Linked DNA regions of Homo sapiens: all the other regions are linked to region 1. The links are chromatin loops, found by intact Hi-C in ENCODE. Cell type or tissue: PC-9. All regions are shown on one strand. Links, peaks and the distances in the headings refer to the core of each region. The heading gives the core; the rest is flanking DNA. Region 1 has its middle 73 kb from the start of MIR190A. Region 2 has its middle 23 kb from the start of TPM1. Region 3 has its middle 14 kb from the start of LACTB. Region 4 has its middle 28 kb from the start of LACTB.

Evidence for each region. A loop is a pair of places that touch in the nucleus more often than their neighbours do. Peaks named below come from ENCODE experiments on the same cell type or tissue, not always from the same donor. Only the 100,000 strongest peaks of a DNase experiment are listed, where the experiment ranks them.
Region 2: it touches region 1 in a loop (13-fold over the local background); 11 of 110 quality-filtered maps call a loop at or near these places.
Region 3: it touches region 1 in a loop (11-fold over the local background); 5 of 110 quality-filtered maps call a loop at or near these places.
Region 4: it touches region 1 in a loop (5-fold over the local background); 5 of 110 quality-filtered maps call a loop at or near these places.

What each region holds. Positions count from the first base shown.
Region 1 is chr15:62,892,683-62,900,504 of GRCh38, reverse strand. No RefSeq gene overlaps it. Among named protein-coding and RNA genes, the nearest start is that of MIR190A, 73 kb to the right of the region's middle. RefSeq lists an enhancer at 2,145-2,910. In PC-9, for the core only: no CTCF peak of the experiment used is centred there; DNase peaks (open chromatin) are centred at 3,314, 3,744 and 4,314; H3K4me3 peaks cover 2,616 bases; H3K27ac peaks cover 4,852 bases.
Region 2 is chr15:63,015,756-63,023,577 of GRCh38, reverse strand. No RefSeq gene overlaps it. Among named protein-coding and RNA genes, the nearest start is that of TPM1, 23 kb to the left of the region's middle. In PC-9, for the core only: no CTCF peak of the experiment used is centred there; a DNase peak (open chromatin) is centred at 3,817; H3K27ac peaks cover 2,546 bases.
Region 3 is chr15:63,104,214-63,112,035 of GRCh38, reverse strand. No RefSeq gene overlaps it. Among named protein-coding and RNA genes, the nearest start is that of LACTB, 14 kb to the left of the region's middle. In PC-9, for the core only: no CTCF peak of the experiment used is centred there; a DNase peak (open chromatin) is centred at 3,815; H3K27ac peaks cover 524 bases.
Region 4 is chr15:63,090,048-63,097,869 of GRCh38, reverse strand. No RefSeq gene overlaps it. Among named protein-coding and RNA genes, the nearest start is that of LACTB, 28 kb to the left of the region's middle. RefSeq lists a silencer at 466-760 and an enhancer at 3,728-7,524. In PC-9, for the core only: CTCF peaks have their summits at 3,888 and 4,093 (motif pointing right); no DNase peak of the experiment used is centred there.

The DNA of each region.
Region 1 (7,822 bases), core at 1,488-6,487:
AAATAATTTTTACTTGGCTACAAAGAACAAATAGCAAGAGTGATGCCAGTCTGGGGTAGGATAGGCAGCTGCTGGGCAGATGAAATATTTTTTGTGTAAGGTAGTGATGGTCTTTGTGGAAGGTTACAGTTTTTGCTTTAGCACAGTGCCTGGTCTCTGTGTATTGCACTGCAGTGTTTGATAAAGGCAACTTTCTTCTTCATCCTCACCTGTTCTGGCAGGAATCACTTTGCCTGTGTCAGGCTTTTTTTTCAGCGGTCACCTGATTCAGAACCGCACCCCAGTGTACTGGCTAAGAAGATAGACTATCAAGTAAGGAGGTGTGGGTTCAAATCCTAGCCCTGCCCCTAAATAACTGCGTGAAATTGGGCAAGTGGTTTAGCTTGCTTGTGTCAGATTTCCTCATTTGTAAAACAGGGATGAAGACAGAATATACAGTTCAGGCTTGGGGTGAGAATTCAGTGAAATAAAACAGGGAGAGCACTCAGAAGACGGCATAGCACATAGTGAGTGCTCAAAACTCATTCATTCTTCTTCTGCTATTATTATTTTTTCAACTCTTACTGAACAGATCCTGTGTTAAAGGCACTTGCCCGGATTCCAGTGTAATTTAGGGCAAATTGGTGAACTTACCTCTCTCTTACTTCAGATAGGAGCTCGAGGCAGTTGGGGAATGAGATGAGGGGTAATTTCAGGTGCTTGGATATCAGGGGATTGAATAAGTTTGCATTATGGGGTCACTGGAGCTTGTTGACACATGGGGAAAATGTTAAGAGCAATGTTGCTTTAATTGGGACTCTCATAAACACAGCACTCCCATTGCTGAAGGTGGGTCTTGAGTACATCGGGGTCCAACGTGCTATTCATGCTACTTTTGTGTATGTGTGAGAGCTTCCGTAATACAACGTTTTTATACAGGTATAGGTGTGTGCGTCCTGAAAAAAAATCTACAAGCACTCTATTTTTCTTTCATCCTTTTACCGAATTGTTTTAATATGCCTTTTATACAATGCTCATGAATCTTTTTTGTTAAGACCACAAAAGCAATAAAAATGCATCCTCCTTGGACATACTGGTGTTGAGAGAAGCCACAGCTGGTCTATTACAAGGTTTTCACTCTGGCGATCACATTTTATTGCACTGATGACATGCAGAATTCCTTAGCTGACAGGTGATGGGGACAAAGAGCAGACACCTCACTGGTACCTGGTGCCAGGCTGCCTGCTCCCTTTGCCCTTCCTCCCAGTCTTGGCTTCCAGCCCTTATTTTAGGTCATGCTTTTCCCATCTATGTCAATGCCCAGCACACGGTGTGCCCCATTAAAACTCTGAGAACAGAAGAGTTGGAGGTTAGAGACATTCATCTGGGTTAATCACAGAACTTTCCACCTCAAGATTGGGGTCCTTGACATCTGTCCCCTCCCTCTTCCAGGCCGGCCTCACCACCTCCTTCTCTCTGGTCCTGGCAACTCCTCCAGACTTTTGGCAACAACATAGATGTCACATTCTTGTTACTACGTAGGACTGAGTTCATCTTCTTTTTAGTGATCGGTCCTTCAGATGTTTGGGCTGGGTTTGTTGCTACCACCATTATTATTATGAATAATTATAGCTGCCGATTATTGAGGGGTTATTGGGTACCAAATGCCATACATCCATAGTCATGGTCTCATTTAATCCATACAACAGCCAATGAGGTAAGTGCTATTATTCCATTTCACAGACGAGGAAACTGAAGCTTGCAAAAGTTGAGTATTACAGCCACAGAGCTAATAAAAGAAAATTGTAATTCCAGGCTTGCTTATTCCAAAGCTCATGCTCTTCACATTATGCTTATTTGCGATTCTTTTTCCATCTGTGGAAAGAGGAGGAGGGTGTAAAAGAATGGCTTTCACTAGACCTACAGTTCTGTTGTGGTTTTGTATGTACATGGTAAATGGAGACTACCATGACGTGGACACCCTTGCTGTCTAGGCTCTAGTGTCTTATAAAAGGGCTCTAAGGTGTGTGTGTGTGTGTGTGTGTGTGTGTGTGTGTCGCGCACACACACACACTTCTAAATGTAAAGAGAGGGCCATCCAGAGGTAGAGGGCTGTCAGGTAAGAAAATGACTCCGGAATTCAGCACACCTGGGTTCTGCCTCAGCTCTGACACTCATCAGCTTGTTATCTTAAGCAACCCGCTTCCCCTCCCTGTACCTCAGTTTCCTTATTTGTAAAAGAGGAATAACAAAGCCTAGGTCACTGTTAAGTGCATTAAGTGAGATCAATGGAAAGCGTCCAGAGGAGTGCCCAACCAAAGTTGGCATTCGAAAGTAAGGGTGTCCCTGTCCCACATTCTCTGGTGCAGGAGGGTTTCCCAAAGCAGCGTTGGGAAGAGAGAGAAGTGTGAGCCTTTGCCTGGGTGCATGCTCAAAGATGCAGTTTTGGGGAGGAGGGTACTTTGCAAACCCCAGCAAGTTTTCCACTGGGAACTGCTGGATTGTATGTTGGGAGCTTTGGAGTGAGGTTTGGGCCTTACCCCCCCCTTGGCCTCCCCAGCTGTTCGGGAGGGTGCAGGTCTGCTCCCCACACACACCCTCCCTTCTGCTTTCTTCCCCATGCATCTCAACCTAACCAAAGTTCACGCCCAGCCCTCGCTTTCTTTCCTGACTGCCACTCAGACCACAGACACGCGGGGCAGGGGCCACACTGGGTGGGGCTGCAGGTGGTCTGCAGGTCTCAGAGGGGGGTCTGGACTGAAGAGTTAGCCCCCTCCTGCTGTGAACCTCCTATTCTTAGAAAACCAGGGACTCCAAAAGCACTCCTGACCCCGCTCCCAGCCACAGACAGACACAGCGACCCACACAGACTTAGAGACACACACGTAGGCACACAGACACATAGAGATACAGACCCCCACCCCAAAACATGTACAGATATGCAAAGATATGCAGAGACACAGCCACATAGAGACAGACACACACAGAAATATGAACAGATGTATACACACATAGACACAGACCCACGCACACAGAAACATGTACAGATATGCAAAGACATGCAGAGATGCACACACAGACACACAGAAATACCCAGACACATAGAGACACATACATAGACGCAGACACACACGGAGACACTATGACGTGAACAGTGTGTGCGCGCACACACAGGTTCCCTCCCACCCGGCAGGCGCTGCCCTCTGCCCCGCGGCCCCCACCCCTGCGGCTCTGCCTCTTTGGTCTAATAAGGGTAGGTGAGAAAGCATTGTGAGATTCCGGAGATATTTCCTGGCTCCCCGCATGCTCCTTCTGTGGCGCGTCCAGCTGAATGTTCAGCTCTGGGCAAGTGTCCAGGGCCCGGGGCCCCAAGGCTGAGTCATGTAGACAAAGATTCCGAGGCCCTGAGTAGCCTTTCTAGATCCCCGGCCTTTAAAAAAACACCGCAGGATGCCCTAGGAGGCAGCGAAGTTTCCCACAGAAACTCCACTTTGTGCAGATTTAATCACAGGGCATTTAAATAGCATCATCTGGAGGTAATTTGGAATTTAAATTACCAGGCTAGAGGAAATTTTTTCTACCAAAAGAAGGGCTTGGAATATTATATTGTGTTGGTTATCGATCAGCCATTTGCAAGGGATTACAAAAGTGGTAAGGCCTGTTTTATACAATATGTTAGAACAATTTACAGCAGGATTTGGTCATCACTAGTGTAACTGGTATTACTTGTTCCACAAAGCTTGGGGCAAGAAATGACACATTTCATGAATTTCTAAATCAAATCGTCCTTAGACCCCACACCTACTAGGACCTCAGAAAAATTCAATCCCAGCCTCTTTTCAAGGCCCCTCCTCTCCTCCTATGCAGAACTCTGAGGCCTCAGGATCCTTGAAACTTGGGGGAAGGGCATCAGGTCTGTGACGATCACTGCCCAGTGGCTCATTGTCCATGCCCAGGTAAACCAGTAAAAGGCTGCTGCTCACGGCATCCTCCAAATTCAAGGCCACAGTGCAAGTGTCCAGTCCCCAGAAGCACACTGCCCACCCAGCCACTCCCCAGAGGCCTTGGCACCTCAGGGTCCTGGGTAAGAGGCTGGGCACCCAAGGGTCCTGCCAGTCCTTGAATGACCTCTAGCCCTTGGCCCCCTCCCCAGCCCTCGCAATCTCTAACAGTAAGTGTTAGGTCTACAGACCCTTAGAAAATCAAAGAAAGGCCTTTAACTTTCCCCCAGAGCAAGAGAAGCCTAGCCTTCAAGACAGGAAGGCCTCTGGAGAAGAAGAAGAGGAAATCCCCCACATTCTTTTCCAGTGAGCTACATAAGAAAAACAGACATGGTTAATTTATCAATTGCAGTGGCCAGTCACTTCTTAGTCAATAATTACCTGATTTACTTAATAATCCTTACTCTTCAGGGAGTAGATAGAGCTGTGGTCCAAAAAAAAAATCCAAAAAATCAACAAACAAACCCCTTTCTTTGAATAAAGATGATGAAATCTCTTGACTTCTGTAATATTCAGAGTCCCTCTGGATCACTTCCGTTTGGACAGGAATGGGTTCAGTCCTAAACAGCTTGGTGTCTAGTAGCTCAGTCTCTTTGTTCCCTTTCATGGAACAGTTGCACCCCTATTTGAGGACTGACAAGGGTGCGATGAGGGGTGACCCTGCAACTCAGGTAAACCCAGGCTAGCTCCGACTCACACCCAGCACCACACAGGCGGTAGAGCTTAAGGTTGGAAGGAATGGCTGTGGAATCAGATAAAACAGAGTTTGAGTTCTGGCTCTGTCACTTTTTATCTGTGTGACTTCAGGCAATTTACTTTACCTCTCTGAGCCTCAATTTCTTCCTTTCTAAAATAGGGATGATAAAGTGCCTCATAGGATGATGGAGAAGTTAAATGGCAGCCATGCAGACATGCCAGGATAGTGGTGTAAATTCATGCTGCAATGTACGCCCTCTGCTCCAAATACTCTCTGCTCTATATGTGATAGAGAAATGTAAGGTAAAATGACACAGCCACATTTGAAAAGCAATATTAGTGTCTCTGAAGACAAGACCAAGATGCATCCATGTCCCTCCTCTAGGGTCCCTAATAGGATTGACCCTATTTGCCTATGGTGATGATCAGCTTTGTCTTCATCCCTTTTTCATTCTTCCCAGCCCCCGCCCCACTCCTATTCGTTGAATCATTTCCTAAAATAAACAAGCTGCAGACAAGCCATTATTTCAGAGTCTGCTTTGTGTGTGTGTGTGTGTGTGTGTGTGTGTTGGGGGGACTAAGACAGCTGGAAAGGAGAAAAACCAAAGCAAAACAAAAGGGTGGGAAATAGAAAACAAAATATGGCAGGAATCAGTTAAACTATACGTCATTATAATAAATGTAAACAGATTACCTCTCAAATGAAACATTCTCAGATTAGATAAAACAAATGAACAAAGTTTATAAGAGATACACCTAAAGCAAAACCATAACAATTGGAAATAAAAAGTTAGAAAAAGATATACCAGTTCAATGCTAACCAAAACATGAAATATATATTGTTATGGGTGAAACTGCATGCTCCAAAAGATACGTTGAAGTCTCAACCCTCAGTATCTCACAATGTGACCTTATTTGAAAAGAGTCATTGCAGATGTAATAAAATTAAGATGAGGTCATATTGGAATAGGGTGGGCCCTTAAGCCAATATGACTGGTGTCCTTTTTTTTTTTTTGAGATGTAATCTTACCCTGTCACCCAGGCTGGAGTGCAATGGCGCCATCTCAGCTCACTGCAACCTCCGCCTCCCGGGTTCAAGCGATTCTCCTACCTCAGCCTCCTGAGTAGCTGGGATTACAGGCATACTCCACCACGCCCAGCTGATTTTTTGTATCTTTAGTAGAGACGGCATTTCACCATGTTGGCCCGGCTGGTCTCGAATTCCTGACCTCATGATCCACCTGCCTTGGGATCCCAAAGTGCTGGGTTTACAGGCATGAGCCACATGCCCAGCTGGTGTCCTTATAAGGAGATGAGAGACACAGATGCACAGAAGCCAGCCATGTGATGGGGGAGGCAGACACTGGTGTTATGCTGCCACAAACGGAGGACTGCCTAGGGCTACTAAGAGCTAGAAGAGACAAGAAAGGCTCCTCTCCTAGAATATTTGGAGGGAGCATGGTCCTGCCAATTTCAGGCTTTGATTCCACTTTGATTTCAGACTTCCAGCATCTGGAACTGTGAGGAAATAAATTTCTATGGGTTTAAGCCACCCAGTTTATGGTAATTTGTTATGGCGGCCCTATGTAATTAATATACATAACTAACAATATTTATATCAGACCACATAAAATTTAAGGCCTGATATGGTTTGTCCCCATCCAAATCTCATGTTGAATTGTAATTCCCAATTCTGGGGGAAGGCCCTGGTGGGAGGTGATTGGATCATGGGGGCAGATTTCCCCCTTGCTGTTCTCATGATAGTGAGTGAGTTGTCATGGGATCTGGTTGTTTAAAAGTATGTAGCACTTTCCACCTCACTCTCTCTCTCTCCTGCTCTGCCATGGTAAGATGTGCTTGCTTCTCCTTCACCTTCCACTATGATTGTAAGTTTCCTGAGGCCTCCCAGCCATGCTTCCTATACAGCATGCATAACTATGAGTCAATTAAATCTCTTTCTTCATACATTACCTAGTCTCCCGTAGTTTTTTATGGCAGTGTGAGAACAGACAAATACAAGACCAAAGCATTATTAAGAATACGGACATTATAAAGTTATAAAAGCAACATCCCATTAAGAATATATAATGTTTGTGAATTTGTATACACTTAACATGACTAAATTATAAAGGGAAGTTAGATTCATTCATATTCACCATGTAATATATTTTTTAAATTAACTCATACATTCATCCCTATCATAGTGTAATACTTTTAATGTACTTTATCAGGACCAAACAGATCAAATAGTAAAAAAAAAAAAAAAAAAAAAAAAAAAAGGGTAAGGATATGTATAAAAGAGTAAGGATATGTAAGATATGAAGAGTAAGGATATGTAAGGTATGAAGAGATAACTTAGTAAACTTGCTCCAATATAGAAATACGGAAGCCTGCACCAAAATAGAGAATATATATATTTTTCAAGCACATGTCGACCATTTTAGCAGAGTCTCAAGAAATTTCAAATAATTTATAGCATAGAAATCATATTTTCTATGCAGAATGCTATTAGAAACAAACATACTCCTAAGTTTACTGTGGATAAAAGGGAAAGTTTTAATAAAAATTATTAAATATTTAGGTTTGAACAACTAAAAAAAACTACTCTAACACTTGTGGGATGCAGATAAAGCACTACCTAGAGGTATATTTATAGCTTTAAAATATGTTACTGGCAAAACAGGATTGAAAATAAATGAATGAAAAGAATACCAAAAACTATTTTAGAAAAGAATAAATGAGATAATACATGTAAAGTCTTTTTCATAGTGCTTGACACATAAGTATTCAATAAAAAGAAGAGCACAATAAATGGAAATTATAATTGTTGTTATTCCACCCATATCTTTCCAGTGAAAAGAGATTTTCTTTCCAGGATTAAATTAAAAATTCATAAGTAACTATGGCACACCAAGAAGGAGATACCTCTGTGCCTGGAACTTCACAAATTAGTTTTTATACAATTTTGCAGAGTCCAGTAATATCCCAGAAAGATAAATTCTCTGGCCCAAGTTGGTGTCTTCTGCTGCTATTAAATATAAACCTGTTCCTTACCTATCGAATGGGCTAGAGACAGAACCCAGAGGTCAGCAGTGACATGATATGTATTAGAAGCTAGGTCCCTAGATACAAGCTGCCCTCTGAAA
Region 2 (7,822 bases), core at 905-5,904, 120 kb before region 1:
ATAACCCTTGGGCCAAAGGAACTGTGAAAATGTTTAGTCTCCAGAAAGGCATGCAGTCTCTCAGGGCAGCGGAAGCCCTGCAACTCAACTTTGGAGCGTGCCATTGTGTCATTTATGAAACAACCTCCCTTGCTTTTCCTTTGCACACCCAGCATCCAACTTCTGCCCCCCACAATTCACAATAACTGCCCTATGGGATGTCATGTGGAGATTGATTAGGGTGGGGTGCTGCTGGAATGCCACACAATTATCTGGATACGTGGCATTTTGGAACCAGAGTGTGGATGTGGGCTTGGAGCTTGGAGACTGGCTCTAGTCTCAGTTCACTTGATGGGTGATCATGGGAAAGTCACTTCCCCTCCTTGTGTCTGAGTTTCTCCAGTTGTAAAAAGACAGTGTTTGAACTGGATGATTTCAGTGCTTAATGATTTTTATGAATTATCCTGAAGGGCAGAGGGTGAAGCTAGGATCAGGGTAGTTTCTACAATGATTTATGTGAAATGAGAGATGAAGAAGGCCATTCTCTGTATATTCTTGGGGAGTGGGTAAGGGAGGGGGGAGAGCTCTGATTTTTGAAGTATATATTCATATTACTTTATGTTCTTTAATACATTAATTTTTGGGGGTGTTGTGATATGTGATACCTGTTAAAGCATGGGCTCAGAGAAGGGGACCCTTTTGTCTGGGCCTTGCCTAGATGGTGGATGACTCATTTAGTAGATGCCAGTGTGGATGGTTGATGGCTAAAGATTACACAGTTAAAATAGAAAATAATTTGAATCATAGATAAAGTTCCATTTAATTAGTGTTTCTCTGGGAAGCCTTCCCTAATCTCCCTTCCTTATTGACAGAATTAATAACCACCCTTTGATTCATTCCTACACATAATTTTTATCATTACAAATATCACACTGTAATGTATAATTCAAAAACATGTTAATATTTATTTCCCTGTATCATTGCAGGCCAATGGATATCAGGAAATACTTCGTGGGGAGGAAGCAAGGGTTGTGCTGGTCAAAGCAAGGTTGACAAAGACCTGGCTCAAGAGATCAGTGACTGGAGCTATCCGTCAAAGCAGATCAGGAAGCCAGGTGAATAGGTAGGTACCAGGAGACAGTCAGAAGGCCCAAGTCAAAGCAAGACAGAGTGAGGCACTGAGCAGTATATGTAGTAGCAGTGAAAATAGCTTGCAACGGAGGCCCCTCCTGTCCTGGCCTGGGGGCCTTTTACATGCTTCCTGCTGAGCCAGGTGCTGTGGGTGAGGCTCCACACCTGGCCAATCTCCTGTTTGCTGGCCCAGAAGGGATCCTGAGGGAGATAAGTGAGTGAGGCTAAAGAGGGGAGCAAACCCATCTGTCTCAGTCAGTTTGGGTTGTATAACAAAGTACCATAGATTGCTGGCTTATCAACAATTTATTCCTCACTGTTCTGGAGGCTGGAAGTCTGAGATCACGGTGCCAGCCTGGTCGGTTTCTGGTGAGGGCCCTCTTCCAGGTTGCAGACTACTGACTTCTGGTTGCATCCTCATGAGGTGGAAAGAGAACTAGCCAGCTCTCTGGCATCTTCTTATGAGGACACTAATCCCATTCCTGAGGGTTCCACCTTCATGACCTAATTACCTCCCAAAGGTGCCACCTCCAAATATCATCACATTGGGATTAGAGTTTCAACATATGACTTTCGGCAAGCCATAACACTCAGTTCATTACACCATCTGATGTTTTTCTATGACTGAATATTTATGTAAATAAAATTTGCAAAACAATCTATTGAAATTAAAAGAAAATATAATTTATAATAAATTCATATCAACTTTAAAAATCAACATCACTTAGATTAAAATTACTTAATCTTTTGAAAATGTAATTAAATCTTTAAACATATTTTTATAAAATAAAACCTATTTATTAATACAATTCTAGCCTTTGAGGTCTGCCTGTGGCCAACATAAAGAATTAATATCATGCTTTTTGTATGTTATGGATAGGCCTGCAAATACACAAATTAAAAGTGTTAGGATTTGTTTAATATTGCAAACTATTTCCCAACCATCATGTGAAGCTGTTGTGAATACTGCCTTAATTTTTGACTGATTCCAGAATCACAGGCTGGAGCATTGAGAGAAGCAAGAAATAGACACTCAGCATTCCTAGGAAAGGATACTGCACTTTGCATGAGTCTGTGCATTCATGAAATCTGTGAGGAAGAATAAGGTAAGTTAACTAATTTGCCTAATTCTTATCTGAGTTCATATGGGGCTCACATCCTGCCCATCCTCCAAAGGGAGGTGTCCATCTCCAGCGCTGGCAGCGGCACAACCCACAAATCTTCATGGATGGCATTTGGACAAGGTTTCCCTTTGATTCACAGACACAGGACAAGAGACACGGAGAAGCGTTTCTCTGGGGCCTGAATGGTGTTACTCATCCGAGTGGTGTTTAGGGTTATTGGTTGTGCTGTGCCGATGCTGAGTTCTGAATCCTGAATGACAGAGATGCTCTCAAGTTCCTTAACACATTAATCTATTTTGGGTTTGTGATATGTAAGACCTATAAAGCATGGGCTCAGAGAAGGGGACCCTTTTGCCTGGGTCTTTCCCAGATGATGGATGACTCATTCAATAGATGCCAGTGTGGACGAATGATGGCTAAAGATCACACACTCAAAACAGAAAAGAAATTGAATCATAAAGTTTCATTTTTTGAATGTTCCTCTGTATGCCTTCCCTAATCTCTGTTCCTCCCTTATTGACTGAATTAATCATCATCCTTCCATTCCTACATATAATTTTTATTATTACAAATATCACACTGTAATATATAATTTAAAATTAAGCTAATGTTTGTTTCTCTGGCTAGGTTGGAATCTTGAGCAACAAGGTGGTACCTTAATTGTCCCTATGTCTCCAGCAGGCAGCACAGTGATTGATATTTCATAAATATGTGGGTAGAAGTGGACTGTGAGCATTAGGAGTCTGTGCTTAGAAGCCAAACGTTCCTGGGTTTGAATCATGGTCTTACCACTTCCCAGTTAGGTGACTTTGGAAGTTTCTTAACACCTCTAAGCCTCAGTTTGCTCATCTGAAACTGGGGATAGTGACATTCCCCCCTTCATATGGTTGTTCTGAGGCTTACTTTTTTGCAAAATGTTTAGTATAATGTTAGCCGTTGCAACGTTCCATTATTTATCACACAGTACATCTCCAAACCAAACAATCCCCATGTCCAGCCTCACAGTATTGACATGTGGGCAAACCAGGCAGTGCATACCAGGCCACTTGCAAGGACATTGCAAGGAGGCATTATTGTTAGGTCAATTTCTAAACTTAAAAGGGGTACCGAGTGTGTGGAAGATTTGCAACTCTTTGAGCCTATGGGTAGAGAAGAAGGATTAAGGAATTCATCTAAGCTAAAAGACTCCTGGAACAGATGAAATATAGACCTTCAGTTGTTATTCTCCTCCTGGAGGGTGACGCTCTCTGGCAAATATTTCCTTCACTAATGGGCTGGTGGTGATGTCCCTGTCCAGAAGCAGCTCCCATCAAAAGCTGAGAAGCTGAGGAGTTGGTGTAACCTGAGACCTCACTCCAGCAGGCCTAAAATCGCAGCTGAGCTTGCAGGAGCATTCTGAGCAGCAGCCTTGTGGGGGCTCTACCCCGTGTGTCGGGTGGCTGTGTCTTGTCTATCAGGAATGACCTGGCTGTGTCCTGCCAAACAGGTACAGGCTGTGTCCTGCCTCTCCAACCTGGACAAAAATGCACAGGCTATTGTGGGCTGGTGCGATCCTATCTCTCAGCCAATTTTCTTAATCATCTGCCGTGGCCCTGGGAGGCATCTCAGGTTTCCACGGCCCCATGGCCCACAATATTTGCTATTTTGGGCCAGGTAGTCAGGGTCTACAGCTGTATTCTGTGTCATCCATGGAGCAGCCATTCGACAAGTATTTCGTCAGCTCTGATTCATCTTCAGGCAAGGTGCCAGGTGCAGAGGACAGGGAAAGTGTAAGAAGGCTCTCACTCCAGGTGGCTTATACTCTTGCTAGGAAAAGATAGAGGCTACTACTCAGCTGCTAGTCTAACAAATATATGTCCTAAGCGGCAAATCAGTGCTTTGGAAGACGAATGAGGGGCCTGTAGGGTTAACTGGGTTGTTCAAAGAGGGAGTCTTAGAACAAGAGATGTTTCTTTCTGTGTTAGGATGATTTCCTGATCTTGCAGTTGCCCATTTATCTGTAGTGCCCACATAACCAGCATAGGTGCCACCTCACCCATTGCCATGATTTGGGGTGAAGGTGGGGGTCAGACTCTTTCCCAGACTGGTATGAGGGTATAATTCTTAGAGTAGCATGGAATGGGGTTTGCAAATTACTTCTCATGAACACCCTAGACTCTGGAACAACCCTTAGAAAAATGGAAACACTATGCAACAGCTCTGCCAGCTCAGAGATGGGATGGGAGAAACCAGGGCTCCTGCTGGAGCACAGTGTCTTAGAGTGTGGCTTGCCGTCCAGGATGTATCTCTAGTAGTTGTGAGGCTATGTCAGGCTGTGAGGCCAGGTCAAGGGTCTGGATGACCTGAAATCAGATTGCAAGGACCACAGTGGGGCTTGAAGTTGCATGCCCATCTTAGATGTTCTAGGATCTCAGGGCAGGCCAGAAAGAGCTCCATTTGCAAAGCATTGAATATAGGAGGGGTTGGGGGTGTGTCTCTGAATCATGCTCTGGACTAGTCCCCAGGGGACTTATAGCAAGTTCCTTATTGAAAGAGTTTATTCAACTCCATGAGTAAGACCAGCTTTGAGGGTTCTAAAGAGCAATTGGTACTGAGAGGACAGACCATTCAAGGTAGCTCCAGAGACCTGTCATCAAACGGGAGTAGCTTTGCCTCTGTAATAAACTCTGGATGGGGATCACATCAGGAGAAACTTCAGCACATGTCCATGGTCATCATCATCATCACCATCATATTTTATTATACAAGAGCAGTCACTAAGCACCTACTCTGTGCCAGGCACAATGCTATGTGCAGATCCTCATAGCAGTCTTTCAAGCTAAATATCACTTCCCTCATCCTGCAGGGGAAGCAACAGAAGTCCAGAGATGTTAAATAACGTGTAGAAAGTCACACTGCATTAAATTGGCAGGGCTGGGACTCAAACCTAGGTCTGTCTGACTCTGAAGTCTATGCTCAACTTCAGCAACTGTAGCCACAGCAGCAGCAGAGATGTAGTGGCTTTGGCACCAGGAGAACTTTGTCTGAAAGTAAGTGCTAGAGACTCAGAACCTGCTAGGATTCTAGGTTGCAAGCAACAGAAACTAATTTTCTTTCTTTCTTTTTTTTTTCTTTTTGAGATAGAGTCTTGCTCTGTCACTCAGGCTGGAGTGCAGTGGCACAATCTTGGCTCACTGCATCCTTGGCTCACTGCAACCTCCACCTCCCAGGTTCAAGCGATTCTCCTGCCTCAGCCTCCTGAGTAGCTGGGATTACAGGCACGTGCCACCATGCCTGACTAATTTTTGTATTTTTAGCAGAGAGGGTGTTTTAATGTGTTGACCAGGCTGGTCTCGAACTCCTGACCACGGGTGATCCGCCCGCCTTGGCCTCCCAAAGTGCTGGGATTACAGGTGTGACTGACTAGCTAATTTAAATAGCAAGAGGATTATTGGAGTGACATAGGGTCAGTCAAATACTGACAGAAAGACTGAAGAACTGGGCAGGGACCTGCCCTCACCAGGAGTCACACAGTGAGAAGTTCCTCTAGGCAAGTGTCAGATGCTGGGAAGTCAGAACAGAATGACAAACGTCCATTGCAGATTCCTAAGAATGGCAGAAGAACAAGGAAGATGGGATTGAAACCCCAGCAATCAAAACTTGTGGTCAAATGTAGCTAAAAACTATAGCCATCGGTACCTGAGTATCAACATCTCCTATGAACAATTCACCTATACAGATTTGAGCAGACAGGTGATAGAAGGCCAGGCACTGTGGCTCATGCCTGTAAGCCCCAGCACTTTGGGAGGCCAAGGCAAGCGGATCGCTTGAGCTCAAGAGTTTGAGACTAGCCTGGGCAACATGGTGAAACCTCGTCTCTACAAAAAAATACAAAAATTAGCCGGGCATGGTGGCGTGTGCCTATGGTCCCAGCTACTTGGGAGTCTGAGGTGGGAGGATCGCTTGAGCCCAGGAGGTCGAGGCTGCAATGAGCCCTGATCGTGCTACTGCACTGCAGCCTGGGCGACATGGCGAGACTTCATTTCAAACAAACAACAAACAAACAACAACAAAACAGGTGTTAGAGTCCTTCCTCACACAACTACCAAACTTAAGTGGGTGAACTTTTCTAGTGATCACTCCCATGGAGCACTAACCTCAGGACCCACTCATTCTACCCAGCCTCCACGATGGGGATCCTTGCCTGCTGGTATCCCTGTCTTTGCATAGTCCGCTCTCACACGGAATCAGGGCTGACCTGTGTGAACAATGGGACAGTAGATGTGATGACGCGTGACTTCCAGAGCTAGGTCGGAGAGGCATTGCGGCTTCTTCCTTGGTTTCCTGGATAGGTAGTTGCGGGGGAAGCCTGTCACCACACTGTGAGGACACCCAGGCAGCCTCATGGAGAAGTTTGTGTGGAGAGGAACCAACCTGCCAGCCATGTGAGTAAGTTATTGAGTTTCAGGGTTCATTTGTTACACAACAATAATTGCAGGTGAGAAAGAAAGGAGGTAATATGTGTGCAAGCAGTAACTACTGGAGCAGTGTCTGGACATTGTTGCACCCAGAGTTGAAAGAAACCTTCTAGCTGGTGTGGACATTTCCTTAGTAATATCCCTCACAGGTGCTCAGACTCTCAGCAAACCTGGAGCTCCCTTAGCTATCTTCATATGTGGTGGTTGTTTGCAAGAGATGATAAATATCTTGGCTTCCTGGGGCAGAGGTAGAGCAATGGTGGGGCCAAGGGTAGGGCAGTTTAGGAACAGCTTCCCCTCTATGGGAAGTGTCCTGTGGGCCCTTTAAGCCTGCCTGGCCACAGACCTTCATGGACTTAGTTTTTCCTTTCTCTAAACCAGGGATTAGCACAGTATGACCCTTGAATCAGCCACTTGATTTTGTAAATAAAGCTTTATTAGAATCAGCCATGCCCATTTGTTTATGTATTGTCTAATGCTATTTTGGCGCTTTAATGGCAGAGTTGAGTAGTTGCAACAGATACTGTATGTGGCCTGCAAAGCCTAAAATACTTACTACCAGACCTTCTAAGAAGAAGTTTGCTGGTAGAAATGGACAAGTATTGTTGGCCAGCACAGCTGAGAGCCAGAAAGGCAGCGTCAGTTGTCCACTCTGTCTCCAGCTCTATGGAGGACAGAGGGTCACTATGGCCTCTCTCTTTCCTTGTCTCATGACAAAGGACTTTCCAGCAGGACAGAGAGTAGAAATGTCAGAGGGAATGTCCTCAAATCCTGACACATGAGCCAATAGATGTTTACCCTCTATTAGTTATTTATTGCCGTGTCACAAATCATCTCAAAATATAATGACTTAACAAACAATGACTATTTCTCATGGTTTCTGTGAGTCTGAAATCTAGGAGTGGCTTAGCTTGTTGGTTCTGACTTGGGGTCTTTCATGAGGCTGCAGTCAAGATGTCTTTTGGGCAGAAGAAATGGACACTGTGCTTCGTCTCTGTGTGGTGGGGTGGAGAGAACTATGAGTAGGCAGTCAGGAGACTTGGATGTCAGCCCTTGCTCTGTGCCTGACCTCCTGAGTCTTTGATTGAGTCATATTTCCTGTTGGAGCTGTAGTTTTCTGATCTTTTGAAC
Region 3 (7,822 bases), core at 1,589-6,588, 210 kb before region 1:
TGGAGATAGTGATGCAGGATGTTTAAAGATAGAGTAGAAGGCATAGACCAGAGAGAGCAGCTGTTAGTTTGCTGAGGAAATGGTCTCCCTTCTCGTCACAAACCATTTCATTATCTATGTGTATATCAAAGCATCATGTTATATGCCTTAAATATATATGATAAAATCTTTTTAAAAATTCATTTATCTGTTTGCAAATTGGAGGAGCTTGACACTAGGATGCAGTTAGGTCAGAACAATGCAATAGGTATGTTGAGCTCATGACTGGTCAAGGAATAGGCAAGGCCAGAGGGAAGCTGTGACCAGGGAGGCAGGTAGCCAAAGTGACACTCCTCAGATGTGGCAGCTGTCCCTCCCACTTCCCCATGTCAGCCCTTCCAGCTGCCAGTGCCTGCCTGAGGACTCTGGTGCTGGAGGCTGTCTTGCCCATGAGTGCAGCAGGCAGGAAGTGTTGGGGAGTAATTGCTGCCCCCTTCAAAAAAATAAAGACTGGTGGGAGTAGGTGTAAAATGCCTCAGCACTCTTGTCCTTCTGGGATAACTGTCTCTGAGTTCCCTGAGGGGATCAAGCTTCAGCCACATGGGTAACTTGCATGATCTCGCATCCTTCATTGTCTCCTTCCTTTCCCTGTCTCACATCTTCAGTGGTGTTTCCTAGGATCATCTCCCACAAACTACCTGAGCTGGAATCCTTGTCTCAGGTTCTACTTGTGGGGAGACCCCAACTAAGACAGCAGGCCACTAGGAATATGATGGGTAAAGTCACTGACTTGTAGCCAGGGGACTAACAGAACACAGGGCCGCCATGGGGCTTATAACACGGAAGAGGAAGTAGCTGAAGTGTCCAGTATACAAAGAGATGAGCACGGTGAGACTCATGGCTGTGCGCAGGAAGGGGCAAGCTTGATTGGAAGACTACCGTAGTCCTGACCCTGTGTTTGGGATTAGGTACATATTGTCTCTATCAATCCTTACAGAACTATACACTAGAGATGTCACCTCCATTTCACAGGTTGAAGGAAGTTAAATAACTCATTTATGATCACACGGCTCGTAGAGAGGGGATGTGAACCAGGCCTCCCTGGTACCAAAGTCTATGCTATATTCCCAAGAGCTCACCTAACAGCCCACACATCATGAGTGATCAGTGACCAGTCGGTGTGGTTTTCATGAGGAAGAGCCAGCAGTTCCTCAGGCCAGGCCAGGCTTCCCAGGGTGGAAGGACCTTAGAGAGGTTGAGGTCAGCCACATGGGGACTCAGCTTAGCAGATCCAGAAACTTGATTTGGCAACCCCCTAGCAGTAATCTGGCCTGGGGCACTGAATGACAGCCACCAGACTCTCCAGAGACTCATGAATGATCTGGGTACTGATCTGTTGATCAGATATTTATGTTTGTTAGTGTATTAGTTTTCTGTTGCTGATGTAACAAATGACCACAAACCTAGTAGCTTCAAACAATATACATTTATTATCTTACAGTTCTGGCAGTCAGAAGTCTAAAATCAGTTTCACTGGTCTAAAATGAAGGTGTGGGCAAGGCTGCATTCCTTCTGAAAGCTCTAGGGGAGAATCAATTTCATTGCCTTTTCCAGATTCTAGAGACCACCCTAATTCCTTGGCCCCTTCATCTGCCTTCAAAGCCAGCAGCATAGCGGCTTCCAGCCTGACTCTGACTCCTTCTTGTTACATTTGATGCATCTGGACGATCCCGGAGAATCTCCTCATTTCAAGGTTCTTAGTTTAATCACAGCCACAAAGTCCCTTTTGCCACATAAAGAAATGTATTCACAGGTTCCAGGGATGAAATATGGACATCTTGAGGGAGCCATTACTCAGCCTATCTCCTTCGGTCAGTTTTTTTATCTTCCCACAGCAGGATCATAGTTAAGCCAGCCTATGAGCAAAGGCTGCTGAGGAACCTGAAACCAGAGTACAGGGATGTGTACAATCTCCATGGACAGGTCATCAGCTGGCTGCAAATCAGCTGGGCCCCAGTCTGCCATCCAATCAACAAGGAGTGGAAACTTCTGACACTCAGGCTTCCCTTCTTGTAGACACTGTAGCCTTTTATCAGACGGACTCCAGTGCTGATTGTCAGGTCCTGCTCTACTTACTCCCAACTCTCCATCTCTGATACAATTACAAGTCATCTTTTATGGTTGCTTGATGGGACCTGTCCCATCCTGGGTTCCTGTTAATCATGCCCATCCATTAACGTCTCTGACAGATTGTGTTACAAACCAGTACCCAGTGACAGCATTTGATCCAGTGTTCTCCAGGACCTCACAGCTCCCTGCCCTTCTCTCCCTACCTCTCTGACTTTTGGCCGCACATCCCAGGTTCCAAAGTCTGCTCTGCCCTTCCCCTGTCTTTTTGATAACTTGTTAGGACTTTCCTTTCTGGATTCTGTGCAGAAATAATCTCATCCATTATGTACTGAGCTTTATTAGTAACCTTGTCTCAAAATTTGGGGAATACCTCCTTCATGGTGACTTTTTTTTTTTTTTAAAAACTGATTCTCAATTTTCTGTGTTAGTCAATTTCTACGTTTCTGAAAATCATTCTATAAACATTCTGCAAGAAACTGTTTATGTGCCAGGCTTTGGGTAAGGCTCAGAGAGCCTAGAGGCCAGTGGAGAAAATGAATTTTTTTTAATCAAATCATCACATTCACGTATATGTAATTATAAATGAAGATTAATTGCTCTTAAGGACAGAAACATGGTTAATGAAAATTTAACACAGACCTGCCCCAGATTGGGGGTCCTCAAGGGAAACTTCCCTATAGAAGTGCCATTTGAACTGTGATCATCGGATAGGTGACAGGGAGAAGTCAGGGAGCTGGGAGGTGACTGTGGCTGCAGGCAGAGACAGACAGATGGGGAGGAAAGGTCAAGGGGGATTGTATAGGCAGGCAGGGGGCAAGGCGGGGGTTTTGAGTTTTAGCCTAAGAGCAAAGATTTTCAGCAAGGAGAGAGTGGGGATGGCATCACGTGTGCTGAAACCATCTTCCTGATTGTAGCGTGGTGAACAGCTTTTATGGGGAAGGAGGAGAGGACAGGAGGGCAGTTAGGAGCTCCTTTTGGTAACAGAGGTGAGACATGAAGGCGACCTGGCTGGGGTAGTAGCAATGGAGAAGCAGCAGAGTGGTTGGTTTCTCAGAGTAGTTTGGCAGTAAAAATCTAACAGGAGATGGTGACAGTTTGAATATGAGGCAAGAGGTGGAAAGTTTCGAAGATGGAACCAAACTTCACAGCATATATAAGTTACTATTAACTAGTCTGATTTTTTTTTTTTTTTTGGGACAGTGTCTCTCTCCGTCGCCCAGGCTGGAGTGCAGTGGTGTGATCTCAGCTCACTGCAACCTCTGCCTCCCGGTTCAAGCAATTCTCATGCCTCAGCCTCCCAAGTAGCTGGGACTACAGGCATGGACCACCATGCCCAGCTAATTTTTGTATTTTTAGTAGAGACGGAGTTTCGCCATGTTTGCCAGGCTGGTCTTGAACTCCTGACCTCAAGTGATCCACCCTCCTGGCCTCCTAAATTGCTGGGATTACAGGCGTGAGCCACCGTGCCTGGTCTGCAATGAAACATTATTAAAAGGAGGAAATGATAGCTCTTGTGTATTTTGTGACAGGCCTAATGAAAATAGCTGCCTTCAGTGTGAGGGGGTTGCTCCATCCTTGTGAACCGCAGACATGACTATGTTGGTGGCTTCTGGGAGAAGTTTACATATCTAAGTTCAAGTTCGTAGGTGGCCAACATGGTTGATGCTTTTATCGTCAGAATTCCCCTAACATTCTTTGCGGTGGGGAGAGGGACTATCTCTAAAACCAAACCACCATCCTGAGGGAGCCTTAGACTGAGAGGCTTACTTATGGACACTCACATTTGGAGAATTCTGGGAATCCAACCCCAAGAATGCTGGCCCCTTTCCCCACTTGTGACGGACGGTCTTTTGAACCTCAGGATTTGGCAGTCTGTCAAACCAAATAACTCTGGGTGCAAAAGTCAATGCAGTCCAGAACAATATCTGCCTCGTTGCTACAGGCTGGATGTCTCTAACAGGCATGTCTTGGAATCCTTGCCCTTTTTCCCTTTTCACTTAGAACAGATGCACTGGTATAAGAACCTGCATGAACACTTTTTTCCCCAACATTATTTTTTTATATTTTATTTCATTTTATTTTGAGACGGAGTCTCACTCTCTCACCCAGGCTGGAGTTCAGTGGCACGATCTGGGCTCACTGCAACCTCTGCCTCCCGGGTTCAAGCGATTCTCATGCCTCAGCCTCCTAAATAGCTGGGATCACAGGCATGCACCACCACGCTCAGCTAATTTTTATATTTTTAGTAGAGACGGGGTTTCACCATGTTGGCCAGGTTGGTCTCGAACTCCTGACCTCAAGTGATACTGCCGCCGCCTTGGCCTCCTAAAGTGCTGGGATTACAGGTCTGAACCACCGCGCCTGGCCACAATGTGATTTTTTTTTTTTTTTTAATAACAAGACACTTGGTTGCTTTGTTGAGACAGAATTTCCAGGATTTCACATTTGAGTCTCTGGACCTAAGTATCCTGGTGGCACCACTTGGATATCTTAAAGTCACCTGTGGCTGCAGGTAGTGGCTCAAGCCTGTAATCCCAGCACTTTGGGAGGCCAAGGTAGGTGGCTCACTTGAGGGCAGGAGTTCGAGACCAGCCTGGCCAACATGGCAAAACCCCATCTTAGCCGGGCGTGATGACACATGCCTGTAATCCCAGCAACTTGGTGGCTGGGGCATGAGAATTGCTTGAACCCGGGCGGCAGATATTATAGTGAGCTGAGATTGTGTTACTGCACTCCAGCCTGGGCAATAGAGCAAGACCCTGTCTCAAAAAAAAAAAAAAAAAAAGTCATTTGTTAAAGTGAGTGGACCCCTTTGGAACATTCAGTCAGATTCTGCTACCCAAAGGCTAGAAACCCGGCCTCCCAGCACACAGTGGGGGAGAGGAGTGTGTACCTTAGGATGAGGCTGAAGGATCTTGGACAGGGAGCCTGGCCAGAGTGCTCCAACCTCGCCATTACTTTTGTTCAATTACACATTATGAGAAGTGGAAGAAATGAGAAAAGCAAATTAATGCTTAATCACTGTTAATACCCAACGCACTTCTAAGGAAGGCCCCTGTGCCTCATTGTGGAGATCTACATACGCCTGCACAGTGACCCCAACCACACCTCCGACTTCATCATTAACATCTAGTATTCTCCACTTTGGCTGCACTTTGCATGATGGAGGGGGGTTGAGGGGGTGGGAGTGTTAAAAAACAAAAATCCAGCACTTTGGGAGGCCAAGGCAGGCGGATCGCCTGAGGTCGGGAGTTCGATACCAGCCTGGCCAACATGGTGAAACCCCCATCTCTACTAAAAATACAAAAATCCAGCCGGGCGTGGTGGCATGCACCTGTAATCCCAGCTACTCGGGAAGCTGAGGCATGAGAATCACTTGAATCTGGGAGGCGGAGGTTGCAGTGAGCCAAGATCGTGCCACTGCATGCCAACCTGGGCGACAGAGCAAGACTGTCTCAAAAAAAAAAAAAGACAATGCCATGGTAATGATTTTGTTCATTACCATAAGATACATGGGTCACCCCAATCTTACCTGCTGGCCTAAAGGCAAGCGACGGCCACTTCAGTTCCACTTTGTCACATGCCCCACTTGCCCAGCACACACCTTCCTTCCTCCCCGGTTAAGACGCTGGCTGGTGTTTCCAGTGGAGCTGGTCCTCATGCCCTGTCTTAACACTGGACTGTGCTGTTGAAGAATATGGATACTCACTCACCTTCTGGCTCTCTCCTCTCTGGCTTCCCCGGATTCCAGCCTCCAGGAACCAGATCCTGACCATGGCTTGCTTGGTTGGCTCCTGTACCTCCCATTGGGGGTTGTGGGCAGATATTTAGATTCTCATCTGCAATCTGGGAAGCATAAACTAACACTACCCCCATTTTATAGTCAATGATATGAATGCCCAGAAAGGTTAACTGATTCAGGCCGGGAGCGGTGGCTCAGGCCTGTAATCTGAGCACTTTGGGAGGCCGAGGTGGGAGGATCACTTGAGCCCAGGAGTTTAAAACCAGCCAGGGCAGCATAGCAGACCCCATCTCTATTTTAAGGAAAAAAGAAAGAAAGGTTAAGTGATTCATATATGACCACCCAGCTCTGAACTTTACTGCTTTTGATTCTATTGAGAGGTGAAGCCGGCTGGGCTTTTGGGTCGGGTGGGGACTTGGAGAACTTTTCTGTCTAGCTAAAGGATTGTAAATGCGCCAATCAGTGCTCTGTGTCTAGCTAAAGGTCTGTAAACACACCAATCAGCACTTGGTAAAAACGGACCAATCAGCACTTGGTAAAAACGGACCAATCAGCACTCTGTAAAACGGACCAATCAGCTCTCTGTAAAGTGGACCAATCAGCAGGATGTGGGTGGGGCCAAATAAGGGAATAAAAGCAGGCCACGCAACCTAGCTGCGGCAACTGATTGGGGTTTCTTTCTGTTGTAAGTGCTTACCATAGAGTTTGTTGCTGTTTACTTTTTGGGTCTGCACTATGTTTATGAGCTGCAACACTCACGGCAAAGATGTGCAGCTTCACTCCTGAAGCCACCAGGCCATGAACCTCCCAGGAGAAACAAACAATTGTCGACACGCTACTTTTAAGAGGTGTAACACTCACTCGGAAGGTCTGTGGCTTTACTCCTGAAATCAGCGAGACCATGAAACCACCAGAAGGAAGAAATTTCAGACACATCTGAACATCTGAAGCAACAAACTCCGGACACACCATCTTTAAGAACTGTAACACTCACCGCAATGGTCTGAGGCTTCATTGTTAAAGTCAGCGAGACCAAGAATATCGGAAGGAACCAATTCCGGGCACGCTATCATCCAAATAGTCCATTACTTGAATTTTAGCTGTAAAATAGCAAAAATTATCACCCACTGGGGTGAGGGGAGGATTTATGTGGTGAGGATTAAAGGGATATGGAGGCAAGGTTAGTCAGTATAGCGTAAATAATGGTTGGTCTTTGGAAGCCAACTGAGTACCAAGTGTGGACATTAAAGATTGCTCCAGTGTTAGGTTTTCATCATCGTGGTCTGCCATTGCAAAATACCACAGACTTGGCGTGGCTTAAAGAATAGAAATTTATCTTCTCACGGTTCTGGAGGCTTGAAGTCTGGGATAAGAGTGCCAGTGTAGTCAACTAATATGAGCGCTCTCTTTCCAGGCTTGTGGACAGCCACCACCTTGCTGTATCCTTTGGCAGAGAGAGGGAGTGGAGGAGAAAAAAAAGCGGGGAGAGGATTTTCTGGGCAAACCAGAGTGTTCCTTGTGTCTCTTCTTATAAGAACTCTAATCCTATCATATCAGGCCGCCACCCTGAGGAACTCATTTAACCTTGTCTCATACTAAAGTAGTCACCCTGAGAATTACGCATTTTAACACAGGAATTTGGGAGGACATAATTAAGTCCATAGCATGTTTCCAGAGAAACCATTATTTCTCAAAGTTGGAAAAGAACACAAAGATCATTTTATACATTTATACTTTTTTTTTGTGGTAGAGACAGGGTCTTGCTATATTGCTCAGGCTGGCCTCGAACGCCTAGGCTCAAGTGATCCTCCCACCTCAGCCTCCTGAGTAAAGAGCATCTTTTTATTTGCTCGTTATTTCTTGGTAACTCATTTCTCTGCTCAGCTTCCTTTCCTTGGGGCAGGCGTTGAGGGGAGGCTTTCTGCTAGAGTCTGCCTTGGGGCTCTGAGAACGGTTATCCCAACAGACTTT
Region 4 (7,822 bases), core at 1,766-6,765, 200 kb before region 1:
GATGTCCTTTGGCCTCTACTTGTTTACATAGTAAGTCCATCTCTATTCTTTTTCTCTTTAGCCTGTGACAATTCAAATAGAATTATTTGGCTCCAATCCCATCTAAACACAGTGCCAGTGTAGATTGTGAAGCCATGTTATGGTACTCAGTGGATGGCCAGAGGACCCAGAACCTGCAACCATGAATCTAATTTTAAATAGTAATCAAATGGAAAGACAGAATTTGAAATTCCATAGGCGTCTGGGGGTGAGTCTGCAGATCCAGCATGAGAAGCCCGACCTTGCTGGCTCAAGCATAGGCGCCCAGAGCCATGGCAGGAACCACAGGGAGGCTGGGAATATGACTGTTGTTATCAATGTGTGGTTACTTAGTTCTTTCTTAGAAACCATCTCAAGAGTTACTCCCTTTATTTCTATGCCCCAGTCTAAGTTTGAAAGATTTTCCTCTGAGCAATCTTGATCACTGAGGGACCAAAGATCTAAGGCTAGGTCCACCCTTAGTTCTTCCTGCCGAAGTCTCCATCAGGCACTGCATACCCCCCGCCTCCCTCTCATAGATGCCTCCTGTTTGTGGGTACTGAGGTCCTGAGTCATCTTCCTGCAATTGTACCACACTGTGGCCTCACCACGTTGCTATCAGGCTCTCCAACAGATCATTGCGTGGACCTCCCCAGGCACACTAACCATTCATACCTCACAAAACATTCCTTTCTGGGCCGGTCACGGTGGCTCATGCCTGTAATCCCAGCACTTTGGGAGGCTGAGGCGGGCAGATCACCTGAGGTCGGGAGTTTGAGACCAGCCTGACCAACATGGAGAAACCCCGTCTCTACTAAAAATACAAAATTAGCTGGATGTGGTGGCCCATGCCTGTATTCCCAGCTACTCGGGAGGCTGAGGCAGGAGAATCACTTGAACCCGGGAGGCAGAAGTTGTGGTGAGCTGAGATCGCGCCATTGTACTCCAGCCTGGGCAACAAACGAGAACTCTGTCTTTAAAAAAAAAAAAAATTCCTTTCTGCGCTTAAAAAGTCAATCAGTAGTTTCACCATAATCCATGTAGCTCAGAGTTAATATGCTACATGCCTCGGCCTCCCAAAGTGCTGGGATTACAGGCATGAGCCACCGCGCCCGGCCAGTCACTTAGTTTTCTAAGCCTCAGTGTCCCCATGTGTAAAATACTACATGCCCTGCCTGCTGTACAGAGTTGGGAAACTCAAACTTGATAAAAGATGTGAAAATATTTTAAAAATTATAGGCCGGGCACGGTGGCTTTTGCCTGTAATCCCATCACTTTGGGAGGCCAAGGTGGGTGGATCACTTGAGGTCAGGAATTCGAGACCAGCCTGGCCAACGTGGCGAAACCTTGTCTCTGCTAAATTTACAAAAATTCTCTGGGCATGGTGGCAGGTGCCTGTGATCCCAGCTACTTGGGAGACTGGAGCATGAGAATTGCTTGAGCTTGGGAAGCGGATGTCACAGTAAGCTGAGATTGCATCACTGCACTCCATCCTGGGTGACAGAGTGAGACTGTCTCTAAATAAATAAATAAATACAATTATAAAGTGCTAGTCAAATGCAAGTTGGTAGTGAAACAGGCCTTGACATATTTCATAGTCACTTTATAATTCTTCCATCAAGGCTGGACAAGTGTCACCTTAGCACAGATCAACCCAGATCAACATACTGAAGATTTAGGAGCACAAGATTCTTTAATAGAGGATATTTTTCTGCCCTGCTTCTTCCAATTGCAGTATATCATATTTGATCATTGTAGTGCTTGATGAATTTATTTTGCAACTTACTACGATAGAATGAGAAATCACTGGCTTTTCCAAATAGATCATGGCTGTCTCCCCATTGGAGAAAGAGGTACTCTGTAGAGTAACTAGGTTAACTCAGAATATCTACACCCTGAAAGGCCAGTTTTCTTTTTATAATGTAAACACATTAAGGGAATTTGGAAATAAAGAGAAATCATCCAGAATTCTACCATCTTAACACAGCTCTGTGTTTTTGCCCATTACAGCCTAGTTGGCATCCATAAGCACTTAAGAGGGCTGTAGTTACAATGTACATATCATTTTGGTTTTCTGCCCCTTTTTCACTTATGCATTTCTCCACATTTCCTTTTTCTTCTTTTTGTGATTATACTTTGATAGGCATCTACATTTCTACCTAGCCTCCGTGTTTATCATTTTAATGGTGAAATAATATTCCATCAACTGAATTAATCATGATTCCTTTTGGGTGAAGATATAGGTTGTCGCCAGGTTTTTCTTTTTCTACTATTAATAATGCTACAACAAACGGGCCAGGCACGGTGGCTCACACCTGTAATCCCGGCACTTTGGGAGGCCGAGGTGGGCGGAACACCTGAGATCAGGAGTTGGAGACCAGCCTGACCAATATAGTGAAACCCCATCTCTACTAAAAATACAAAATTAGCCGGGCCTGGTGTCACACACCTGTAATCCCAGCTACTTGGGAGGCTGAGGCAGGAGAATTGTTTGAACCTGGGAGGTGGAGGTTGCAGTATGCCGAGATTGCACCATTGCACTCCAGCCTGGGCAACGAGCAAAACGCTGTTTCAAAAAATAAAAATAATGCTACGACAAGTGGCTTCTTAAATATAGCTTTTTGCCTTTGTTGAAAACCAAAGTCTCCAGGATAGAATTATTAGCTCAAAGCTTAAAAACTCTTTAGAGTTCTTGCAAATATATTTCTATTGCTTTCCAAAAGGATCCCACAAATTTTAATGCCATTAACATATTTGATCTCATTGCTAACATTCCAGCATTGAGCAATTTATTATAAAATTTTACCAATTTAATAGGTATCAAATGCTGTCTCTTTTAAAATGCTATTTTTATTTCCACAAAGGAAAGACAGTTTTCAAGGGCTACTTTTTTAGAGGGAAAAGTTTTGTCACCAGAAAGATAAATCCAGGTAGCTGATAGTATCTTCATTTACTCTTTTGTCCATACCAAGGACGTAGGAGAGTGATTTGGCACTCAGCCTCCCCTTTAGAGGTTGAGAGCAGCTAGATCTGCCCCTTTAAACCATGACATCCAGGTCTATGGTATGCAGCAGAGTGGATACTACTGAAATAGTTTACACATTCTTGCTGGAACTTACTAATACAGTTTCAGTTTTACTGAACTTCTAAACCAGCAACATAAGTTAAGGATCCAGGAATATTAGATTGGCAACATGCAAATTGACTATCATCTAACAACTGGCATCTAGACTCAGTCAGAAGGAGTTTTCAGGCAAACAGAATCTGGTGTGATGTTTATAGCTGTGTAGCGGGAGCCAGGCCTCTTAGCTTTGCTATTTGTGTCAGTTCCCAAGGGAACTTAAGTGGCAAAAGCCCACTTCAATTTTCTCAGTTTTAGGTTGCCCATTTGCCTGAAAGAAGTGATGTGAAACTTGTGAACCAGAATCTTGGGAATATTCTGAGAATCTCAGATGGAAGGGACCATTTTAATTATGAAATCTTTTTTCATTAAAAAAAAAAATCAGGTAACCCTTTCCCCATTTCACATTTCTGGTTCAGGTACTCAATAAAATGCAAATAGAATGACAGAATTTACTTTGATGAGCTCAAAATCAGTAGCAAAATATAAATCAAGATGCCTTATTAATAAAAAAGTTAAAGATTTGTTAAAAACAATAATGTAAACAGAGATGATTGTAGGTATTTAGGATGTTTAATTGTGTCCCATCCTGCCTTGCCCTTTACATATTTAGCATTTTTTTCTGATAGGAAAGTAAATTGTAGATTGGAAAAAAATCTTATTTTAAAAACAATTGCATGAAGCACATATTATTATGGTGTCTTCATTTTACAAATGAGGAAACAGACTTAAAGAGGCTGAGGGCCCCGAGGTCACACTGCTCAGGAGTGTGTCTCAGCTCCCTTATTCAAACTCTTCTGTTTCTAAGGGTTTACTCTTCTTGCATTTGAAATTGAGCAAAAGTTTAAATTCTTTTACCCAGGCTGCAGAATGGGTCTGGGAAAGACGGTAATGCTGTTGAGAGGCTCACGCATGCAGGTGCTGGGGAGAAGCCATTGGGTGGAGAATATGTGAACAGCAGGTGGCAGCAGTGTCTTTGGAGTGCGTGGTTGTCCCAGGCAGTCCCCGGAAAGCAAGGTCCATGCAATACCATGGAGCCCTGAACCTAATGCCTGACCTTTCATCTCTGACCTCCTGCTGAGCCAGGTGTACTACCTGCCACCTAGTAAGGTACAGTGTATCCCTGGGGAAGGAATTGGGGAGAATATTGGGAAACAGGTGACTTGGGAGTCATTTATAATTGAAAGGCTCCCATCTGGGTAACTGGTATAATGTGTGGTGGTGTGACTCTGGCGTGTTACTTAGCTTCTCTGTTCTTCAATATCCTTTCTGTAAAATGGGGATAATGGCCATCTGCCTCTCAGGATCACTGAGATGATTAAGGGAATGTGATATCTACAAAGCCCTTGGAACAGCCCAGTACTGGGCGCACACTATGTGTACGTTACCTATTATTAATATTCTTTGTTGAAGGCTTTATCGTTTGCAGTGGACTTTCATACCTATCATTTCATTCCATCCTCCCACCATATTTTAAGATGCAAATATTACACCCATTTAATATAATAGAGGCGGACACCGGTTGAGCCAGAGAAAGTACAAATTAGCACGAGCTTTGAAGTCAGACAGATTGGAAGTCAGGCTCATTAGAGTTGTGGGATTTGTGCAAGTTACTTAATGCTTTGGAGCCTCAGTTTCTTTCTAAATGAGTGATAATATTACCTATCTTGTGGGTTTATGACAACATACATGAAGTTTAAAACAACATACATGGTTTAAAACAATATATATGAAGCCATCTGGTGTGGTTCCTCTTCCATAGTGAACACTTAAAATTATTCAAGGGATGTTTTAAAACATCAAAAAGTATTTAGACAGGCACGGTGGCTCATGCCGGTAATCCCAGCACTTTGGGAGGCCGAGGCAGGCGGATCGCCTGAGGTCAGGAGTTCGAGACCAGCCTGGCCAACATGGTGAAACCCCATCTCTACTAAAAATACAAAAATTAGCCAGGTGTGGTGGCGCATGCCTGTAATCCCAGCTACTCGGGAGGCTGAGGCAGGAAAATCGCTTGAACCCGCGAGGTGGAGGTTGCAGCGAGCTGAGATCGCGCCACTGCACTCCAGCCTGGCGACAAAGCGAGACTCCATCTCAAAATAAATAAATAAATACAAAGTATTTAAAAAGGCAAGTAAATTTACTTACAATCCACCACCTAGAAATAACCTTGTTATTACTATGATGTGTTTTTTTCCCCTAGTATTTGTAAGTGATATGGCCGAGCTCCCATCACATATGTGTAAGTCACTCGACCAAGGTGCCAAAGCTAAGACAGGGGCAGAGCTGGGCTCACACACCAGGCAGGGCTGCCTCCAGGGCCAGGTTCTTCTGTGTAGCTACTTCTCCACACTTCCTCAATCAAGTTAAGGATTAAATGTCTTTTGAGAAACTGATGAAAAAATATTTCAAGTGTTTCAAGTTTGAAAATATACACTTACATTCAAAAGCATGTAAAGAAACCAGAGGTACCTAAGACAATCTTATCATATAGTTCAAGGCTGGAATTCTGCCCAGAAGGTAGGGTTTCACTTGCAAAACATGAATTTCTACAGATTTTTGTTTGGCCAACATTTTCACTGTTAAAACATTACTGTTCAAGCTGTTACAACTACAACAAGTAAATTTGGAAAAATCAGTGAACTAATCATTTGACAAATGGATTAAATTGAGTGAATTAATGATTCAGCAGATTGGGTCTTTGGGTGCACTGATTTTTTGGCAAATTGGCTCGCATCTATTAACATGGAGTAGTGCTCAATGTATGTGCTTGTTGAATTAATTAACACATGAATGAATGAGTGCATTGAATCTTGCCATAAATAAAATGATCTTTCCCCCCGAAGGTCAATGACTTTACATGATGTCAGCATTTTAAGAGCCCCAAAAGCTTCTTGAGACAGATATTCTGATTCTAGGGTCACGGCTACTCACCATGTGTGCATCCCAACTCCAAATCCACACTCATTGCCTGGTTGGCTCCTCAGTGAGAGCTGGTGCTTCCCTGTTGGTTCTTAGGGTTGAAGCCCGCTCACTATGGGTCTTGGAGTCAGAAGACCCAGGTTTGAATGTCACTGGGCTTGTCCACATCTTAGCCACGGAACACTGGCCAAGCCAGTGCACCCTGGAACCGTGTTGTCACTGATTACATGGGGACAGTGCTGATGTCTGTCCTGCTTTGTTCCCAGCATCACTGTCACTATCAAATAAAATGGAAATGCTCTCTGGGAGCCGGAAAGTGCTAGGTGAATTTTAGTTCTTTATGAGTTCATTATTATGAAAACCACAGTGGCCATGTGTGTGCTCTGTCATGGAGGGAGTAGGAAGGCTGGGGACGGGTCTCAGGGAAGGAGGGCCATGCCTGCTCGCTGGTAGAGGGTCACTACTCACCTTTGCTCTTTGGTCTCTGCCTTTCTGGTCACTGACACGCATGATAGAAGGGCACACACACCTATTAAACTGCTTCCCCCAGGTCATCTGCCAGTGAGGAGCTGGCAAACCCCAGTGGCCCTACAAACGCCTCCTCACTGGCTGCTTCAGGCTGAGGTCATTTGCCCGGAGCCCCTGGGGTGGGGTGAGAGGGAAGCCGGGGTCCTCCCAGTCACCTTGGGCCCTGTGCGGCCAGGCTGGGTGGCATCCTCCTCCGTCTGGCCTCTCTGCTCCCAGCTCTGAACGCAGCCTGAGAGAGGGCAGAAGGGGTGTCTGCTGGGCACCTTTGCTGCCTCACAGCCAAAGAAACCTGGCTGGGGAGGGCCGGGCAGGGAGGGCACACAGCTGGGCATGACAGGGAGGGCGTGTAATGGCGTAAGCTTGGGAACAGGATCAAAGACAAAGAACGAGGGGGCAAGAGGTGTCTGGAGAACGCAATTTTTTCCTCCTCCCTTTTCTCAAGTGTAAGAGTAAAATCATTAAAGAAAATAATGCGCCCTTCAAAGGCGAATTGGCAATCAGTGTTGAATTTTAGTGCTGGAGTGGGTGACAGCACATCCCAGCTGCAGTCAGGAGACCTACCGCTGCTGAGTGACGCTGCACCAGCCACCCGCCATCAGCCACCAGCCCCCAGCCAAGCGGTCATTTACCACCCACTTGGTCTGGCTCACTTTCTGTTTCCTGAGTTATATTAGCTCTAGTGGAGACCTACCATAACAGTTCATCACGCTTGAAAGGTGCTTCTTCCTCCCAGAGAACTTCACGTCCACCCTCTAAAAGCTCATCTGTCTGAACAGCCCTTCAGGGTTAAAAGCACCTGTGCTCAGATGGACTCTGAATTGGAAGGTTCTGAGGTTCCATCTAATCCTGTTATTACCCAGACTTCAGCTGGGCTCTCATTTCACCTCTCAGAGATTTGGTTCAATTTAGCCTGGACCCCAATTCCAGGGCCAGTTTAAGACCATTACAGGCCCCAGGGTCTTTTAATTATGGAGTCCGCATTCCACATAATATCAAACACATTAGAATATACCCATATTTCACATTGAGTATCACATTTTTGCTGTAGAAAGGATCAAAAGGACTTTATTAATCTTGCTTTTGAAATTATAGCTGCTCATTGACTACATGTCTGGCTATGTTCTCCAGGCTGGCATTGTGCATGCACAGTACATTTTATGGAGGGAGAAAATAAAACCTTAGCGTTATTTTCAAACAGAGAATCCAGAAACACTAAATTTAAACATGAATGAATTG